Linked DNA regions of Homo sapiens: region 2 is linked to region 1. A link is a loop called in an ENCODE intact Hi-C map of the cell type or tissue named here. Cell type or tissue: PC-3. All regions are shown on one strand. Each heading gives the region's core, and the rest is flanking DNA. Links, peaks and the distances in the headings are about the cores only.

What was found. A loop is a pair of places that touch in the nucleus more often than their neighbours do. Peaks named below come from ENCODE experiments on the same cell type or tissue, not always from the same donor. Only the 100,000 strongest peaks of a DNase experiment are listed, where the experiment ranks them.
Region 2: a loop joins it to region 1, with 4 times the contacts of the local background. A loop is called at or near these places in 2 of 110 quality-filtered maps.

What each region holds. Positions count from the first base shown.
Region 1 is chr10:74,989,975-75,000,445 of GRCh38, reverse strand. All of the region lies in intron 13 of KAT6B (lysine acetyltransferase 6B), which reads right to left. Among named protein-coding and RNA genes, the nearest start is that of SNORD172, 27 kb to the left of the region's middle. In PC-3, for the core only: no CTCF peak of the experiment used is centred there; no DNase peak of the experiment used is centred there; H3K27ac peaks cover 320 bases.
Region 2 is chr10:74,919,621-74,930,120 of GRCh38, reverse strand. All of the region lies in intron 3 of KAT6B (lysine acetyltransferase 6B), which reads right to left. Among named protein-coding and RNA genes, the nearest start is that of SNORD172, 97 kb to the left of the region's middle. In PC-3, for the core only: no CTCF peak of the experiment used is centred there; DNase peaks (open chromatin) are centred at 5,680 and 6,240; H3K4me3 peaks cover 1,770 bases; H3K27ac peaks cover 2,367 bases.

The DNA.
Region 1 (10,471 bases), core at 3,699-6,198:
AGGTTTAAGTATTTTAGTTAGGAGAGAATGTTGAATTTCATCAAATGCCAGATCAGACTTTGTAATAAACCACCTGCCTGGATGTTGCTTTTTGTTTTCCCCTCGATTTTTTCCATCAGCGCTGCTCTTTCTTTTCCCTACTGATGTACATACACATGCTCCAGGCTCTCCAGCTTAAAAATAAAGACAACTAGGTTCCTGTGTCCCCAGCCCTTGACAGTCAAGCTTTTGTTTTGTTTTGTTTTGCTTTGTTTTAAAAAAAGAAAAAAAAAAAAAGACAGAGTCTTGCTCTGTCGCCCAGGCTGGAGTGCAGTGGGGTGATCTCAGCTCACTGCAACCTCTGCTTCCCAGGTTCAAGTGATTCTCCTATCTCAGCCTCTTGAGTAGCTGGGACTACAGGCACATGCCACCACATCCATATTTTTGTATTTTTAGTAGAAATGGGGTTTCACCATGTTGGCCAGGCTGGTCTTGAACTCCTGACCTCAAGTGGTCCACCTACCTCAGACTCCCAAAGTGCTGGGATTACAGGCGTGAGACGCTACGCCCAACCAAACAGAATAAAACAGTCAAAAGCTTTTTGAATCTACTTTTAATCGCACTTAATATACAGTTGTCCAAAGAATACTTCTTATGACTTTCTCTCTGGGGCACTGAATCTCTGGGGGATGATCTTAGACAAGTCTCTTAGTGTCTCGTCCCAGAAGAGAGATGGTCACAGTAACCTACCCCATAGGGTCTCCGTGAGGACTAAGTGAGTAAATGTGTGTAATTCCGGTAACAGTGCCTGACACATAGCAAGGGCTCTAGAAGTGGCAGCTATGATGATTATTGTGACTGTTACTGTTGAAATACTGACCTCTTCTGGTTTTCCTAACACCATTATCTCCCAATTTTCTTCTGACTTCTGGGCCCTTTGCAAATTTCCTTGGCGAGCTCCTCATTCTTTATTAGTCCCTTAGATGTTAACACTCCAAGCACTCCACCCTCAGCCCTGTTTCCCTATACACTTCCCCCTGGTTGCCCTCACCCACATCCATGGTTTCAGCTACCACCGCATGTCCACGACTCCCAGCTGCTCCCTCTAATGCAGACCCCCTGCTGAGCTCTGGAGTCTGTGCAAAGTGCACGTAGACATCCAAACGCACAGTGAAAGCTACATAAAGCTGCGCTCACTATCTCTCCAAGCTCAGTTATGCATTCAATAAATACCAGTATTTTCTGAGCACCACTCTGCACCAGGCATGCTCCTGCTACGGAACGAACAGGACCTGCCTCTTTTCCATGCATCCTCACTGTCAGGCCTCCATTGACTCTGGCCTCTTTTCTTTTTAGTTACAGCAAAAAGTATAAATAAGAAAATAAAAAGTATCTGTAATTCTAATTCCAGAGGTCATCTAGAAATGTATTTGTTTTGCTTTGCATATTTTTTACATAATTGAGAACATATTACATATATAATTTTGAAAGCCACTTGCTTATCACAAGCATTACAAATTCCCAGATAATTTTTTTTAAGAAACAGGGTCTGGTTCTATTGCCCAGGTTGGAGTGCAGTGGTGCAATCATAGTTCACTGAAGCCTTGACCTCCTGGGATCAAGCCATCCTTAATGGAGGACTCAGCCTCCTGAGTAACTGGAATTACAGTCACAAGCTACCAGGCCCAGCTAATTTCATTTATTTATTTTTGTAGAGATGGGGTCTTACTATGTTGCCCAGGCTGGCCTCGAACTCCTGGGCTCATGTGATCCTCCTGCCTCAGTCTCCCAAAGATTACAGGCATGAGCCACTGCACCTGGTCAGAACATAATTCTCAGCAGCTAATAATATTCCATTATATGGATGTGCCATAACTTTCTCGTGGGAATGGTTCTCTCTTGCCTTTGAAATATCAAGTCTGTTTTAGTTTTTTACCTGTTGTAAATAATGAGTGTGAAGGACAAATATACCAAAACATTAACTCTCTGGGTGACATTTTCTTCTATTAATTACACCTTTTTTTTTAACTTTCTACTATGAGTCCATATTGCTATAATCAGGGGCTGGGGGAGGGAGGCAAAAAGAGAAGTCCACTATTTAAAACATAATAATATGAAACAAAATAATGTTGCTATATTAACTATGAAAATAATGTTTGTTGATTAAAATATGCTGATTTCCCTAGAATGAATTCCTTTAGAAAATAACCATTGGAGGCTGGGCACGGTGGCTCACACCTGAATCCCACACTTGGGAGGCCAAGGCAGGAGAAATGCTTGAGCTCCATAATTTGAGACCAGCCTGGGCAACATAGCAAGACCCTGTCTCTATTTTTTGTTTTATGTATTACTTTTTGAGATGGAGTCTCACTCTGTCACCTGGTTGGAGTGCAATGGCACAATCTCAGCTCACTGCAACCTCCGCCGCTCAGGTTCAAGTGATTCTCCTGCCTTAGCCTCCCGAGTAGCTGGGATTACAGGCACCCATCACCACGCCCGGCTATTTTCTGTATTTTTAGTAGAGACAGGGTTTCGTCATGTTGGCCAGGCTGGTCTCGAACTCCTGACCTCAGGTGATCTGCTTGCCTTGGCTTCCCAAAGTGCTGGGATTACAGGCGTGAGCCACTGTCCCCAGCCTAGTTTTTAAATACATAAAATTTTATTAAAAAAAAAAACCATTAGATGTTTTTGATACACACTGTCAAAGTTCCAGAAAATGCCTACCAATATACACTTTCTTCAGTGTAAATAAGGTGTCCATTTTCCACCAGCTTAGTTAGATTTGGGTAAGTTGTAAACTCTTTGTTAGTGTGGTAGGCAAAAAATTGTAATCTTGCAGTTACTAAATTTGCATTTTTAAACCACCAACAATTTTTTTTTCATATTTGAATTAGCCATTATACCTAAGAGACTTCGGAGTGGAGTGGCTAACAGTTAAAGTGCTTGGGTTCAATTTGCAGCTGTGCAACTTATTTGTGTAACTGTGCCTCAATTTCAACACCCATAGAATGGGGCTAAAAGCACATATCTCAACTGTTGCCGTGAGGACTGAATGAATCAATCAATAAATGCAGGACTCTTAGGAAAGGGGTTGGCACATGTTACTCACTCAGTAAATGTCAGCAATGTCGTGGCCACCAGTGATTTTCCTTTTCTGTACATTCTGTGTTCCTGTCCTCTGCCTATTTGTTTATGTATTTATTGAGAGACGAGAGAAGGAGGGGAATGGGGGGGTGGGGAGAACAGGGGGAGAGAGAGAGAGAGAAAGAGAGAGAGATGGTCTCCTTGTGTTGCCCAGGCTGGTGTTGAACTCCTGGGCTCAAGTGAGTCTCCTGTCTCGGCCTGCCAGAGTGCTGGGATTACAGGTATGAGCCACCATAGCTGATCCTCTGCCCATTTCTCTATTAGGGTTTTTGTTTTAATGCTACCAAACTTAAAAGTATATATATATTTATTTAAACACTATAGATATTAAACTTTGCCTAGCACATATGTTGTAAACATCAAACATCTTTCTCATTATGTTTGCTTTAAATATTAATACTTTTTACTAGATAGAAGTTCTATATTTTTATATAGTCAAGTCTATCTGCATATTCTTTCATTGCTTTGATGGTTATGATGTCCTTGACCATCCAAAGATCAGATAAATAATTATACATAATCTCTCCTCTAGCTTTTTTTTTTTTTTTTTTTTTGAGACCGAGTCTCGCTCTGTCGCCCAGGCTGGAGTGCAGTGGTGCGATCTCAGCTCACTGCAAGCTCCGCCTCCCAGGTTCAAGTGATTCTCCTGCCTCAGCCTCCCGAGTAGCTGGGACTACAGGTGTGTGCCACCACACCCAGCTAATTTTTGCATTTTTAGTAGAGACGGGGTTTCACCATGTTAGCCAGGATGGTCTCGATCTCCTGACCTCGTGATCTGCCTGCCTCGGCCTCCCACAGTGCTGGGATTACAGGCGTGAGCCACCGCACCCCACCTCTCCTCTAGCTTTTTAAGTGTTTCTGTGTGTCTGTTTTTTGGTAATCAAGTCTTTAATCTACCTGGAGTTTCTGCTGTAGTTACCCAGGTATGTAACATGCTTCCTCACGCAGTCATGCTTGTGAATATGCTGCTCCCCTCTGCCTAGAATGTTTTCATTTCAACTTCTTATGAGCTCTCAAGGCATACTGTCCAAAATACTATGCAACATTTGTTGATTTGTCAGTGAACTTGACAGCCCAGCAAGAGCTATGTCTTCTTCCCTTTTGGTTGCTGATGTTTAGCAGAATGTAGAGTGTGGTATCCCAATCAATAAGGTTAAAGTAAAGAGGTAAAAAATGAAGGACATGACTCTTCGCATCTTCCTTTATCCTCCAGTTTGGCATCAGATAAATGCATATACACAAACACACATGTGAGTGATGGTGCCACCTCCCTCACCACCATCTGGCACTTGGTTCTCTCACCTACTGCTGAATCAGTTGGTGTTCCCTCGGTCTCTCCTGGGTCAGAGCCCAGGAGAACGGGTTTTGTATCCTGCCCATCAGCCAGGGTTCTGGCTCTGCAGGCCCGAGTAAAAGACAATTCATTATCTGCTCACTTATTACCTAGCCAAACAGAGTCCTAACAACTGAAAGGATATCTAATATACAATAACTGCTACCTAAGTATCTATCAGTCAAAATATGCCCAAGATTACTCATGACACTACTTTTTAAACTGCAAAATATTGGAAACAACCTATAAACCCATACATAGGAAAGCAGGTAAGCAAACTGTATACATGCATGCAACGGAGTAGAGTGCAGCTGTCAAAGAAAAGAAATCTCTATGAAGTCATTTCCAGGATATACTGGAAAAATCAAAATGCAAAAGACTACCTATAGTATGCTACATTTTGTGTTAGAAAGGAGGAGAAATTAGAAAAATGCACATCTATCTGCTCATTTGTACACAAAGAAACAGGAAGGATAAACTACAAGCTAATGAGATTGGAGACCTGCAGGAAAGGATGAGGGAATGGGAATGGGTAGAGAGGGCACATTCACTGAGAATACCCTTTAATACAGTTTCCATTTTTAAAATCATGTTAATGTTTTACATTCTAATTTAAAAAGGTAACAAGTATAAAATAAAAAACAAACAGAAACAAATAAGCCTAATTGTATTCCAATGAATACTACAGTAACACTGAAGGGGGAGAAAAACTAACTCTAGTAACATTTAAACACAGTGTTTTGACTAAATACACTTGGGGTAAAGCCAAAAGGAACCATATATAAATATTGACCTCCACTTAAGAGGTTTGTTTTTCACAATGGCATGAGTTAGTAATTCTGAAACTACTTACTGTGTATTCTAGGGTGTAGCACATAAGTATATTGTGGGTAATGGAAGTCAGGGTTCTCACTGTCAGAGAAAGGAATTACATGGGAAGAGGGAAAGACAGAATACAACCGTATGGTGGCGCAGATCTGGAATGGTCTGAACTCATGAAGGGAGTGTGTGTGTACACGCATATGTGTTTATAACACCCATATGTATATGTGCACATACATGGATATAAATATGCATGCTATCCTAGCTCTGTCCTCTGAGAGGGCTAGAAGCAGTGACACCCAAGCAGCAATGGGCACATTTAAGTGATCAGAACTTGGTTTCCTCCATTTTTTTTTTTTTTTTTAACAGATGAAGTCTTGCTTTTTCACCCAGACTGGAGTGCAGTGGTGCAATCTCAGCTCGGTGCAATCTCAGCTCACTGCAACCTCCACCTCCCGGGTTCAAGCAATTCTCTGCCTCAGCCTCCCAAGTAGCTGGGACTACAGGCGCCTGCCACCAAGCCCGGCTCATTTTTGTGTTTTTTTTTTGTAGAGACAGGGTTTCACCGTGTTGGCCAGGCTGGTCTTGAACTCCTGGCCTCAAGAGATCCGCCTGTCTCGGCCTCCCAAAGTGCTGGGATTACAGGCATGAGCCACCTCACCCAGCCCAGATCCTGGTTCCTAACTACTGTTCTCCACCATAAGGAACCAAGGCTTGGGAGAAATGGATGATTCCAGGGCTGGCTTAAGAAAAGGATAAGCTAAACCTGGAACATCATGCTGTGGCAGAAAGGAAGGAAGAATCCACAGGATGGAAGCATGTGGAAAAGGCACAAGAACCCACTTGAAACATTTGCTGATAAATAAATCTGGGACAATTTGATGTTTGGGGAACATCAAAATCAATCATGGTAATGACAGGTTATAACCTATAGAATAAAATTAAAACCCACAATTATACAAAAAAATTAAATAAATGGGGAAGAAGAAATAATTCTTCCTTCTAGAATGCCAATTAGTAAGTTGTAGAAAGAATGGAATTAGAAAATTACCATTTGGTAATTATCATAGTAATAATTATTTTAGATAAGAGCCATAAGTGAATGGTAAAACTAGGAGGTGAAAATTGGATGAGAATTGATATTTATATAATCCCAAAGTATCTTCTCACCAGATGCTTACTGATTACAAAGCGAAAAATGGTAATTTCACAGTGAAGAAGCCTGGCAGTTACCACCTTAACCCAGTGATGAGACAAATGTATTATCATATGATCCTGATGAAATGCACTGGGAAGGACATACGGTCACTTCTATGGTATTCCTGCCAAAAAATGTACAGCCTAAATCTAATCATGAGGAAACATCAGATAAGCCCAAATTGAGGCACACCATACAAAATAAATGGCCTGTATGCTTAAAAAATATCAAAATCATGGAAAACACGAAGCAAAGCAAAACAAAACAAAAAAGCAGGTACTATTCCAGATTAAAGGAGGCCCCAGGGACATAATTACATACTCCATGTGATCCTGGAGTAGGAGATTTTTCTTTTCCTCCAGAAAGAACATCAGTATAATCTCGCAAAATTTAAAATTTGAACAAATGTGCATAAATTACTTTAATATCTTGATTTTAATAATTTGTATTGTGGCTATATATGAGAGCATCTTTGTAGAAAAACTGCAATATTTAGGGGTAAAGGTGCAACACATCTTCAACTTACTCTCAAATGATTCTGAAAAGAAAATATGAGAGAGAAGAGAAACAAAGGGAGAGATTGAGAATAATAGAGCAGAAAACAGATGTGATAAAATGTGAACATGTGCAACAATGTACGGGAAATTTTGGTATTATTCTTAGAGCTTTTCTCTAAGTCTGAAATTATTTCAAAATTAAAGAAAAAAATAGTGAGATGGATAAGGCATTGCTGGGCAGCCCCAGCAGCAGAAGCAGTCCAGGGCTTGGGAGGGAGCACTCTGGGCCCCCAGTGCTCAGCAGTGGCTGGGAGAAGAAGAGCTCCTTGCCTTGACGGTGTGAGGCTCTGAAGTAGGAACTGCAAATGTTTTGTGGGCAAGGGAGTTCTCTGAAGTTCTGAGATGTCTGGTGGGGACGGAGGGAGAGAGAGATAGAAAGACTTTACAGACAGAGATGGGGAAGACTTTCAAATTTTCTGACTGAGAAAGGGAATCCTAGAATCCAAGAGGAAGGAATGCGTTCTCAACCAATCCACGATAGTCACTCTCTCCTCCACCCATTCCAATTGTGGGCAAAGAGTCATAAAACCCACTAGGGAGTTTATAACCAGATTGGGAGTTGGTGCCCTTTACTCACTCTGGCCAAACTCTGCAAATGGCCTCCTGGGGAGCCTTGCTCTGACAAATCCCAGAGAAGCTGGTCTAGGAAGTGATATACAAATGACTTACTCTGCAAGCAGCACATGGTCCCATGGATGACCATTCCACCTCACTCTGCTGCCCTGAAGAACAGTGTTCAAAGCCCTGCATTTGCAGTTCTTTATACAGACAGTCCTTGGCTTACAACTGGTTCAACTTACAACTTACAACTTGGTTCAACTTTACTATGGTATGATCAGTAAAAACCATACTTGATCGTTTCCTGGGCTAGCGATATGTGGTACAACACTCTTACATGAGATATTCAACACTTTATTATAGAATTGGCTTTGTGTTGGATGATTCTGCCCAACTGTAGGGTAATGTAAGTGTTCTGAGCACATTTAAAGTCCAGGCTAAGCTATGATGGTTGGTAGATTAGGTGTATTAAATGTATTTTTAATTTATGATATTTTCACTTTATGATGGGTTTATCAGCCCACAGCCCCACTGTAAGTCTAGGAGCATGTATATACACACAGTGCATCACATTCCACCCATGTCTGTGATCAAGTGTGCAAGTGGGCGGCTATATCTTTCTCCCTGCTCGTATCGTGTTTCAGCTTACTAAACTGGCAATTATAAAGATCTACCTGATTTACAACCTCATTTGACTTACTGAAAATACATCCCTGACCAAAAGGCCCCAGGCTCATTTACCAAATAGAAATAAAATAAATTTAACCATTAAAAAGTCCTTTAAAAAACCAGAGCAGATTTTAGAAAACCTGTAACCCTAGTTAGCTTTCTATCCTGGGCTCCAAATTATGAGATCAAAAATGATCATGAGAGGTCATGTGACTCATCCCTACCTTCAAAGGCTGGATTTCAATCATTTTGGAAAGATATTTATCTACTATTACTTTAAGTAACTTCCAAGAGAAGGTGCTATTAATTTCTTCAGCAGCCTACTCTATCTTCCTTAAAACTTTTATAGCCAAGAAATTCTTTTGGTTTTAAACTGAATTTCTATTGGGTTTACACCAGTTCCCATTTTCTTTGAGTGCTATAAAATTCTTCCCCTAGTTTCCCCTTCTCTGAGGGAATAACACCAGTCTCTTCAACTTTATTCAAATCTTTCACTGCACTTCTTAACTCACTCCAGTAGGGGCAATGCTAGGTGTACAGGAAAGAGAAAAGAAAAAAACCACACCCTCAGCACTACTTTGCCTGCTCACATCCTGGTGGACAGCATTCATCATGGTGGCCTGGAGCCACTGAGAAAAGGTTTCAATGTGTTCTGTAGTTTAATAATACAAGGTAGTTTCTAGTAACAGTTTTCACTAAAATGGTTAAAAAAAAGACATAGCATTTGAAGATAATGTATTTGTTACCCAGATTGTTCTCTTATGTAGAAGGCCTTAGTGCCAGATCATGCTGTACAAATAAGATACTACTGAATTTAGAGCTTGAACTTTTACCTAGTAAGTACCAGTTCCTTTTTAATTTTAGGTAGACAATGATTGTGGACAGCAACCATATATCAATTTGGAAATTTAGTTTATATCAATAAAATTTAATTTATATCATCTAATACATATTATTATAAAGGAAACTGTCCTAGTGGATACAGAGAAGTTGGAAGTATGAAACCTCCATCAATAATTATCATAAAAGGGTGAACAGAGTGTAAGTGTGATACCATATAGAATATGGTATAAGATAAAATAAAGGTATGAGATAAAATTCCAGGAGGTGGGATCAAAAAGCAGAGATTCTTGAGCTGGCTCTTAACAATGGGCAGGATTTTGAACAGACGGAGTCTAGGAAAGGACGAGGTGATCATTTCAAGGAAGGGACTGAATAGACAAAAAAATAGAGGTATAGGACCATGCTCAGACTATTTGAGAAAAAGGAGATTAGTAGATGAAAAAGCCTAAAGGACAGGCTGGAACTAGATGTTGGAAGACGTTAAATATTGAGCTAAGGAGTTTGCCTTATTCTGTAGGCATATAGATATGACCAAACATTTAAGGCTTGAATGGCTGCTATGCATACCAGAAACTATATTTATGAACTACTTATGAATGGTAGCCACACAAAACTAGAGAACAAGATAAATGGTTTTGCCCTCAGAAATGATTACAGCTAGGACTCTATAAAAATAAAAATGGTACACTGCATTTGGTAAGGTGGCCCTCCTTGGGATTACTGGTTTCATGGATAATTAGGTCAGGAAAGTATAGATAAGACTAGGGTAATTAATAAATAACTAAAAATATTATCTAAAAAGAGAAAAATAATCAAAATTCTTCTTTTAAAAGAATCATATTCTTCAATGTCAATAAATCATATAAATCAGTCCAAAACTGCTATTCAGTTATTTTACACTTTAATCAGACCTTAATCTTTTAATACCTAACAATATAGATTTAGATTCACTATATTTCTTCATGGTTTTCTGTAAGCGCATTTACATTGTGGTTTTTGCATCTGATGTAGCTGATGAAGATTGTGCAAAGTCCTAAATTTTCCTCCTTTCAGTTAATAATCAGATAAACTGCAATCTGGTAATCAAGAAGCACCTGGTTCCTAGCGACAGACTTTTTTTTTTTTTTTTTTTTTTTTTTTTTTTTTGAGACAGAGTCTCTCACTCTGTCACCCAGGCTGGAGTGCAGTGGCACCATCTCGGCTCACTGCAACCTCCACCTCCCGGGTTCAAGTGATTCTCCTGCCTCAGCCTCCCTAGTAGCTGGGAGTACAGGTGTGTGCCACCACATCCAGCTAATTTTTGTATTTTTTAGTAGAGATGGGGTTCACCATGTTGGCCAGGATGGTCTCGATCTCTTGATCTTGTGA
Region 2 (10,500 bases), core at 4,433-6,932, 71 kb after region 1:
TGAAACCCCATCTCTACTAAAAATACAAAAAAAATTAGCCAGGTATGGCGGCAGGTGCCTGTAATCCCAGCTACTCTGGAGGCTGAGGCAGGAGAATCGCTTGAACCCAGGAGGTAGAGGTTGAGGTGAGCCGAGATTATGCCACTGTACTCCAGCCTGGGCAACAGCTTGAGACTAAGCCTCAAAAAAAAAAAAAAAAGGAAAAATAATATAAGGATAATTTAGTCTGTGAAAAGCAATCATTTTTCAAATAATATAATTTGCCTCTGACTGATTTTAAGACCTAAATAATATTACCATAAAGAATGGTGGCTATCACCTACTTGTGCTCACTTTCCTTGAATGGCTTGAAAACACAAGTAAGAATTAAACCTAGAATGTAGTAATAAATAATTACTTGGTATAAATTCTTTTGAATACACACTGCTTATATATGTGAAACTAGCAGCCCGTTAGAAGCCATATATATTTTCCCATTAATTAACCACAGCAAGTTATTAATCATAATTGCAAACAATTTGCCCAACTGATGGTTCCTTGGTTTTTTTTGACATGACCATTTTACAGATAATTAGACTACAGAACCACTAAATAAGGATTGTGTCTTGGACTATGTCCTGTATATGATGATAAATAATACACTGGTGGCATTCGGTCAATGTATGACTAATACTGCCATTCGTTTATTTTTTAAATACTTTATGTTCACTGAAAAATATTTATCACAAGATTTCACTGTACGCAAGAGCATCTGTAATACAGGGTAGAAACGGAATGTTTTCAAAACAGAGCACCTGGAAACATTAGCCAGAACTCAGGCGGCCAGTATTTTGGGATTTTTTTGGCAGGCACATAAATAAATCAGACATTCTGATTAGAAAATGAAACTCCCAGCTCTAGGTAGAAAAAACTAATTTCATTCAAGATAAATAGTTACTTTCAAATTCATTAAAGAGGAAAAGAATCTTGGTGGAGACAGGCATAAATCCTGGAAGCTATGTCAGATATAAGCAATGAGGCCCAAACCACTACCACGCAGTCTTATGTAGCACTTCCCAGTACAAAGCCCAAAAAGCTTTGCGTACTTTTATCTAATTAATTATAAATCACTAAACAAATCTTGACCATGGTGAGAATGCTACTTGGACAGAAACAGTCTGAACATTTTGAGCTCTAAATTCTACCACATAACCAAAGAGAAAAATATTCAGCAAGAGAAAACAAAGGTTCTTGGCTAAAACCTCAACTCACCATCTTGTACTTATCAAAGTCATTGTAGGCATTATTTCAGGGTTACTTTACTGTTGTCTAAAAACTAAAAAATGTACATGCCTCAGACCAAGGTCAGTGCTCAATAAATACTTGCTGATTTGATGTCTTAATTTTTCAAGAAAAGGGTTATAAAACCTTTAAAGTCTTAAAAACTACGTATAAAAACTAAATATTTCTTTCTCCAAAAAGTTCATATGACAAATGACATAAGTGAGCTAAGAATTTTAAGACACAGACTAAAAACCAGGCCCCCCACCAGTGATTAAGCCAGTGATTCAAATTGTTCTTCCTGATGAAATAGAAAATATTATAAATATTTATTCTGTAGTAGTGGAGTTCACTAAATATTATTTATTTTTCATCTCCCTTCCTGCACTCATCACGCTTATAACTAAAATCACATACTATTACACTTGATTACCACCCAAAATATCTAGCATTCTCTGTTTCACATGCATAAATCTTATCCATCCAATCATACTGCTAGTTTCTTGAGAGAGGGGACTGAATCTTGCACCTTTATACTCTCTTCAGGGCCTTAGTGTACCATCAGGATATAAGAGACTTTCAAAAAATTACTTAGCTATCAAGTAAGTGATAATTTTAACCAGAGAAAGAAAAAGTTAACTCCTGCTTCTGGCACAGTCAAACAATGGATACTTACTTTACTCAAATATCCTAATTTATAGAGTTGGATTAACAATTTCAAGAATTTTGAGCAGAGTAAAAAATGTTATATTACAGCTATACAAAATGAAATTTACTTTTCCCTGAGTTTTGCATTGTAGACTGATTATTATTACCCTTAATGAAATAGAGGATTGACTTAAAATAAATTTTCAAACAATAATATGCCAGGTAGACCATTTCTTTTTCCTGGAGCACTTTTTGTTGATGAGTTCAGATGTCTGACTCATGATCTGGTTTGGCTTACATAAGCCTGTGGAGTATTCTCTTGCGAGTTTAGGGCAGCTCAGAGGGTCTTCTCTATCCAGAAGCACTGGAGAGTCACACATGAGTACTTGGTCTGAATACTTCCTAGGCTGGAGGAGATAGGGTTCAAGGGCAAGGATCACTGAGGAAATTGCCAGTTTCCTGACCCTACTGCAGCGGTGGTGGATGCTTATAAACAAAGGCAACTGGGTAGGAAATACACCATCCATTCCAAGCTAGCATGAGAGAGAAACCTGAGGAAGCGTGAGGGGTGAGGGAGATGGGGTACTGAGATAGCCCAGAGCCCTTTGAGGCTGCCCCATTTCCCACAATCAATAACCTAGCCCTTCACTACTTGCTGAGATTCTGAATCAGAAAGGATTTTAAATTATCTGGCTTTCAAACAGGAGATTTTCAATTTCCCCAACAAGCCTGTCAGAACCAAAAAAAAAAAAAAAAAAAAGGTTTCTTGCAGCAGGCTCTGGTTGGCCAAGCAGAGGCACCTCCTGCTGGGCCGATGGCTCCCCAGTTCAGATCTCCTGATCATTCAGGCTCTCCCGAGAGGTTCTTTATACCCACAGAAACAGTGAGGCCCCAATCTGCAGGGATCTGCTTTAGGCAGTCCCTTGCCAGTCAAAAGATATGACTCCTAATTCATTACTATACTATGGGAGCAAAGGGAGGGGTTTGAAGTAATGCACAGAAGTCTGAATAGGGCCTTTGTCAAGCACCTGTGCTAGGCCAACACACTAACTGATAGAGAACTGTTCATTACATCAACATCTAGGTCAAACCCAGAACAATGACATCCTCAGTGAGATTTTGTGATAATATTTCTGGACTGTGTATTACAAGGAACTATAGTGGTGCAGTAATAATAATGTTGATTGTGATGATCAACATTGTGATGATTCCACTGCCTCCCTTTATTGAATACGCTTAACTCTTACATCATTATTACATTTGATCCTTATGACCCTGTGAGAAAAGGAAGAAAAAACATCCGAAAATGAAGGATTGACACAGAGCTGACTTGATTGGAGGTCACTCCTTCAGCTGTTTCCTGGGAAAGCCAGAATAGGTCTCAAGAGTGTACTGAAGAAGGAACTTATTAAATGGATACATTCACTCATTAACAAAACCTCTGTCCCATGCCTCCACGTGAAGTGGTAGATCAAACTCTAGGGTTTCACAGACGTAATTTGGTCCTTGCCCTTAAAGAAGTTCTGAGATTACATGGAGGGAACAAGGTGGCATTTAGACTGGTCTTAAAGGGTAGGTGTGTCTTGCTAGTAACGACAACTACAACATGCCCAACATGTGCAGAGGCATGGGCCCAAGAAAGGACCTCCGTCAGGTTATTTAAAATGATTCAACACATACATAAAATAAGTGATCTGCATTTTCTCCTGTAGGCAATATGGATACAGTGGTGTTATTTTTGTTGTCGTTGTTGTTTTTTGAGACAGAGTCTCAGTCTGTTGCCCAGGCTGGAGTGCAGTGGTGCAATCTCGACTCACTGCAACCTAGGCCTCCAGGGTTCAAGTGATTATCCTGCCTCAGCCTCCCAAGTAGCTGGGATTACAGGCGTGTGCCACCACACCCAGCTAATTTTTGTATTTTTAGTAGAGACGGGGTTTTGCCATGTTGGCCAAGCTGGTCTTGAACTCCTGACCTCAGGTGATCTGCCCGCCTCGGCTTCCCAAAGTGCTAGGATTATAGGCGTGAGCCACTGTGCCCGGCTGGATACAATGGTGTTTTTATTAAAATAATAACATATCCCATTTTTGACTAGTCTAAAATATCAAGTGTTTAATTTCAAAGTCAAATTCAACAATTATAGAGGATTCACAATACACATATGAGGTCTATGCATTTATGTAGGTAGGGGACAGTCACTGTTCCTGTGCATATTGGCACTGTACTGCGCAGTTATCTGTATCTTGTTTGCTGGGTCCCCTGCCCCCCACCCTGCCATGGGCTGTACGCACATGCGACACAAGCTGCATCTGTTCTGCCGACTGCTCTGGCTCCTGCACACACTCTATTTCAAGCACATAATGAGCACTCAATACATTATTTCAAGGAATGAATGGATGCCTATCAGGCACTGTATTATAAAAGAATTCCCAGTCTAGCAGAATGGAATGATGCCCAAACAATAGTGATAACACTGTTATAAGTGTTATAAGAGTTACTATTAAAGAGCTTTGAAAACACAGATAAAAGAGCAACTAATCCAGTTCAGATATCCTCCTATACATCAACTTGTATAGACAATTTTCACCCCTTAATAATTTGCTTTCACAACAAATACTCATCCAACAGAACCTATGTTTTTCTGTGAAGAAAATCTAAGCAATAAAAAGTGACTCAATTTCCAGGCATAGGTTTTACAAAATGCTTCTGGATTATGGAAAAGAAATGTTCTTATAAAGACAGACTGTAACAAAACTAATCCTAGACCAGCACAGGAAATCATCTTCACTTGTGGGGGGAAAAAGGGGGGTGGGGGTGGGGACTAGAGAGGAGGGAGAAGTATGGAATGATTATCCCACAATAAAAAAAGAAATTGGCCAGGCTCAGTGGCTCACGCCTGTAATCCCAGCACTTTTGGAGGCTGAGGTGGGCGGATCACGTGAGGTCAGGAGTTCAAGACCAGCCTGGCCAACATGGCAAAACCCTGTCTCTACTAAATAATACAAAAATTAGCCAGACGTGGTGAAGAGCACCTGTAATCCCAGCTAATTGGGAGGCTGAGGTAGGGAGAATTGCTTGAACCCGGGAGGCAGAGGTTGCAGTGAGCCGAGATCATGTCACTGCACTCCAGCCTAAGCGAGACTCCTTCTCAAAAAATAAAAAATAAATAAAAGTAAATTTACATTTTGGTTTGGATACAGAGACTAAAAGGTCTCCTCTACCACCCCATAAATTCTAGTATCAGACCTTTAAACTTTCAGATGTTAAGAATTAGTTTATTCCCCAAAGGTTCAATTAGAACACAGCTGAAAAAAAAAAAATTCAGTATAGCAAACTGACTGATTCCATGATCTGATTTCATCACCGAGCAGTAGGAAGCATTTAGCTGGTCTACAGAGAGAGAGGTGTGTGGTTCTCTTGGCTAGAAGGCACAAAATCCAACTTTCTGTTCTTTTGGCAAAAGAAGGAATGTCCAATCAGCATAGTAGGAAGTAAGTAACAGAATTTCTAATTTTACAAAGTTAGTCAATTTCATGGTTAAGAAGTGCTGTTTTGATGGTAACCTTTACATTTTTACAACCCAACTATGAGTATTAAGTAGGGAAGATCCAACTAAGATAGTTATTTCAGGGGTAACGTCCCTTTCTCTCAAAGTTAAAACTCTTAATATAATTCACTTGGCTTGTAACATGGTATTTAGTCATTCTCATTCTTTGAATTGTTGCCTAATGCAAGCTTTCATTTGGATACACCACTCCCGTTGATGTTTATAGGACTGCCTTGCTATTAACCTCTAACCCAATTAGTCACCAAACTGACAGCATGCATTGCTATTTGGAAGCCAACTGCTTATGAAGGAATTTTTTTTTAGAATCTGAACAAAATGAGCCGTATTATGGCCACTTTATTTATAGTTTTTAACGAAGTATTCCAGGATATCTACAGTGACAAACTCAGGGTAAAAGCAAATCAGGTCCTTTGTGTGCACTGGGCCAGGGAGTGAGGGCTATTTTAAATAAAAATATGTTTTAAAAATTTAAAGGTGTAATCCACCTTCTACCATGGCCATCTCTCCCCTTTACTTCTGTTACCTCTGTTTATCTCAGTGATAGATAACTCCATCCTTCCAGTTATTCAGGCCAATAACCTTGAAGTCTTCTCTTTTTCTAACACTCTGCATCAAGTTCATCAACAAATTCTGCGGGCTCTACTTCAAAATACATCCAGAATCTGTCCTCTTCTCACACTCTCCACCATTACCACTGGCCTAAACCATCATATCTCTTGCTTGTTTTGTGGCAATACCCTCCCAGCTGCCACCTTGGTGCCGCCTACAGCTTATTCTCAACACAGCAGCAGGAAACAGCTTGTTAAAACGTTAAGTCAAATCATGTGCCTCCTCTGTTCAAAACCCTGCAAAGGCATCCATCACTCTCAGCAAAGCCAGAGGCCTGACCTGTGCTGAGACCTTCCTCCCATCTGCTCTCACCTCTTACTACTTGACGACTCTCCCCTCTCTCTCCACGCCAGCCACACTGGCCTCTTATCTGTTTCTCAGACATGTCAAGGGCTCTTTGCACTTGCTGTTCCCTCCATCTAGAACACTCCTTCTCCATGCCTGGAATGCTCCCTCACTTCCCTCAGAAGTCAAGTTAAATGTCACTTTCTTAGAGAGGTCTTTCCTCATCAAACTATTTAAAAAAGCAATGCCTCCCCATCCCATCACTCCTTAATTCCCTTACTCTGCTTTATTTTTCTCCATAGCATTTCTCACAGCTGACATGCTATATACTCACTTACATTATTTGTCTCTTCCCATTAGGATGTAAATGAATTTCATGAGGGCAGAGACTTGTCTGTTTTGCTCCCTGCTGTGTCCCCAGTGCCTACAACAGTGCCTGACATACACCAGGTGCTCAAGAAATAGTGGCTGAATTAATGAATAAATAAATGAATGAATACTAGACTTCCTCCCTTCTACTTCTCCTACTCCTTTTCTATACTACTTCTAATAATAGAATTGTTTGCCCATGACTCATTGATAAAGTTGTCTTGCATTTACTTCTCTAAGATCTATTTCAAACTAACTTATCCTGAGCCCACACCCAATAAATAAACAAGAACTTAAGAAACCAGCTTACTTACCTTCTAACTAAACATTAGGTGCTTGAATCTTTCCAATAACCTCTACCTGTTTCTAAGGGCCTATAATTTCTTCTGCCACAGTGTATAATTCAGCCAGTGTTTCTCAATCCTCAGGCATTCCCAGACCATCCACGGCAATTTTGCTTCATCTGTGTATCACCTGTGCTATTATTTTCTTAACAAGTTTTAAACCTGGCTCACTTTTATTCTTTAAAAAAAAATATGACTACAGAAATGAAGTGTTTGTTCATGAACCACCACTGGAGGTTACATATACCAAACTCTGGATTCACTTGAGCCAAAAAGTTTACCATGGGGCCTGTAATACCTTTAGGATGTAAAACAAACACACATACATACACACACATCCTTTTGCTTAACGCTATGTAAGTTAAAAACTGAAGTCACATTAGAATCAGATCATCTATGGACTCAAAATATATCATGAAGAAATGTCTAAATTCCTAGTCAGATTAATTCAGGCCATCAACACTAAGTTCCTAAAGAAAAAACCTGCCCAATTATCTGCTGGGTCCTTTGTAAAATATTACCTGCTAAAATGCTCTGGTAAAGAGCACACTGGTATGCTTTTCTAGAAAAGTTCTTTTTTTCTGATCACTATTCCATCTACCTAGCCATCTTTCTTCTTTTTTTCCTTTCTTTTAGGAGAGGATTGGTTGGGATGAAGGGCTCCTGGAGGGCACTTCCTAAATTTGACAGGTTTCTTTATAACAGCAATTTTGCAGTTGTTTTCTAGAGCTTTATCAAATTTGACTTCTAAAGCTCACTTTTCTACTTTAGAGAATGATATTAAGAATCCCTGATTAAGGACAATAATCTTCACAAACTAAAAAGCCATCCTTATATTCAAACATGCTTTAAAATGTGAGCAGTATTCTAAACTTGCTGCAGACAACCCATACAATCACATGAGTTATTTTAAGAAAAAGACTCAGTTAGACACATCTACAGAAGCTAATACTAACGTGCTGTTCTTCCAATGAAAAGGTTACTGACCTATCAGTAGGAGTTGTCTTTTCTGGCAGAGATGACAGATTTGCCTTGTCTTATCTCCACCCCCTGCTGTGTCCCCATAATGAGCCATAGCTACATGTGCAAGACAGCTGGCAAGGGGGAGTCAGGGTCTGTGGCCATGGGCCAGAGCAAAGCTTACCAGTCAACCCAGAGCCTGGACCTATGACCGATGTCTCATTAACACCTTGCTCTAAGCAACTGAGCTGTCACAAAAATCAACAGTGGCTTAAGCATTTTGTTTACAAGTGAAACAAATCAGGTCAATCTGACAACCAATAGTTCAAGCAGCCACTAGAAAATTGCCAAAAGGACACAAAAACCAATAGTAAGCAGGAGTGATAAGGGTCTTGCAGTCCTAGCTTGGGAGGTAGCCACACAAGCAAGGATGAGTATGGAAGGGAATGAGACTGTAATAGGCAGGTCTGTTTCTAACATACCAGGCAGTCAATGCATGTTAATTAAAGATAAAAAGAAGAAAGGTATAGCTACAACCCCCTTAGTGATGTCCTTCTTACTCAGTGGTTAGAACAAATGCCTTGATAGATGCCCAAAAAACAGCAAGGGACAGTTCACACTCAGGAGCTACAAGTTTAAAAACATCTATACTTTAAAAATATTTAGAGGCCAGGCACGGTGGCTCATGCCTATAATCCCAGCACTTTGGGAGTTCAAGGCAGGCGGATCACCTGAGGTCAGGAGTTCCAGACCGGCCTGGCCAACATGATAAAATCTTGTCTCTACTAAAAATACAAAATTAGCTGGGCGTGGTGGCAGGCATCTGTAATCCCAGCTACTCAGGAGGATGAGGCAGGAGAATCACTTGAAGCCAGGAGGTGGAGGTTGCAGTGAGGCAAGATCTCGCCATTTAACTCCAGCCTGGGCAACAAGGGCAAAACTCCATCTCAAAAAAAAAAAAAAAAAAAAAAATTTAGACTACAGTGACCCATACACATTAGGAAACCATTTGATCTTAAACCAAAATAAAGGAAAAAATCCACAACAAATCAAGCTCAAAAGAAATAATTATAAACATATTTTCATCACCAAAATTTTGGATTTATGAGCAAGCCAAATAATCTTTCCTTTTAGAGTACACACAAATTAATATGAAGAAAAGCTCCCTGGGCACCATTTTATGCCCAGGGTTTCAGTGGTTAGTCTAATTGGGGCCATCCCACCTTGGGATGGAACAGCAGAGAAGAAAAGAAAAATGGACACAGCCACTATTAAATTATAACAAGTTTCTTTGTTGGGGTATAAAAGCAGTCTTACGAACGAAAAGGAGAAATCACCAGAGTTTGGAGAATTGCCCCTTGATCAGTCAACTGGCCAAGAGAACCAATTATCCACCTATCATTGTATTAAATGCTATATGAGAAGGGTAAAGAAATAGCAGACAGGGACCTTATCCACAAAGTTTATGATCTGGTTGAAAACGTATTATTAGCAAATGTTAAAAAAAAAATCAAACTAAAAATACTCAGCTGTCATGTTTAGGCAATAAATGCTGGAGGCACTCTTCTAATGAGGACAGAATAGGTAATTCAAAGAGCTAACAACATAGGGTTGAATTTTCGGTCAAAAATTGGTGAGGACAGGAAGTCCAAGAGGTAAACCCAACACTCAGAGCCACTTTTATCATGGGGTTATATTTACCAATCCAGGAAATAAAGCTGATGTGAAATTCTGGTGACATCTGGAGCCTAAGCAGGTGGGGTCTCAAGGATACCAACCCCTATTGTAAATGGGGCTTCAAAGAGGGAAAGTGAACTGTAAGTAACCAGCCTGCACACAGGTTTGCAGCCCAACTCACAATACCTGAATCATGAACTTGGCTTGAGGAGGCCTTAAACTGTACAACCTAGGCAGAAGGCAGAAGCATATGAAAATTCTCAACCTCAAATTATTTCTATAAATACTTTTTCAAAAACAACATCCAGGATGTAATCAGGCACAGGAAAAAACAAACACCATGAGTCAGAACCAGCAGAAACAAGAAACTACAGAAGAAGACCCACAGGAACTTCAGATATTGAAAATACAGGTAAAGATTTAAAAACAATGACATTAACTATATTCAAAGAGATAAAAACCAAACTAAATGGTTTTAACAGGGAACTATAAACTATAAAAGATGACAAATTTGATAACTAAATAAAAATTCTATAACTAATGACAGATTAGATATAGTTGAAGAGAGAATCAGTAAACTGAGTACAGCTCAGAAAAAGAAGAAAAACACAAAAGAGGGTAAAGGCATAGAGCATACAGTGAGAAATTTTAACATATGTTTAATTGGAGACTGAAAATGAGATTAAAAGAGGATGAAGCAGGCTGGGTATGGTGGCTCATGCCTGTTAATCCCAGCACTTTGGGAGGCCTAGGTGGGCGGATCGCCTGAGATCAGGAGTTCAA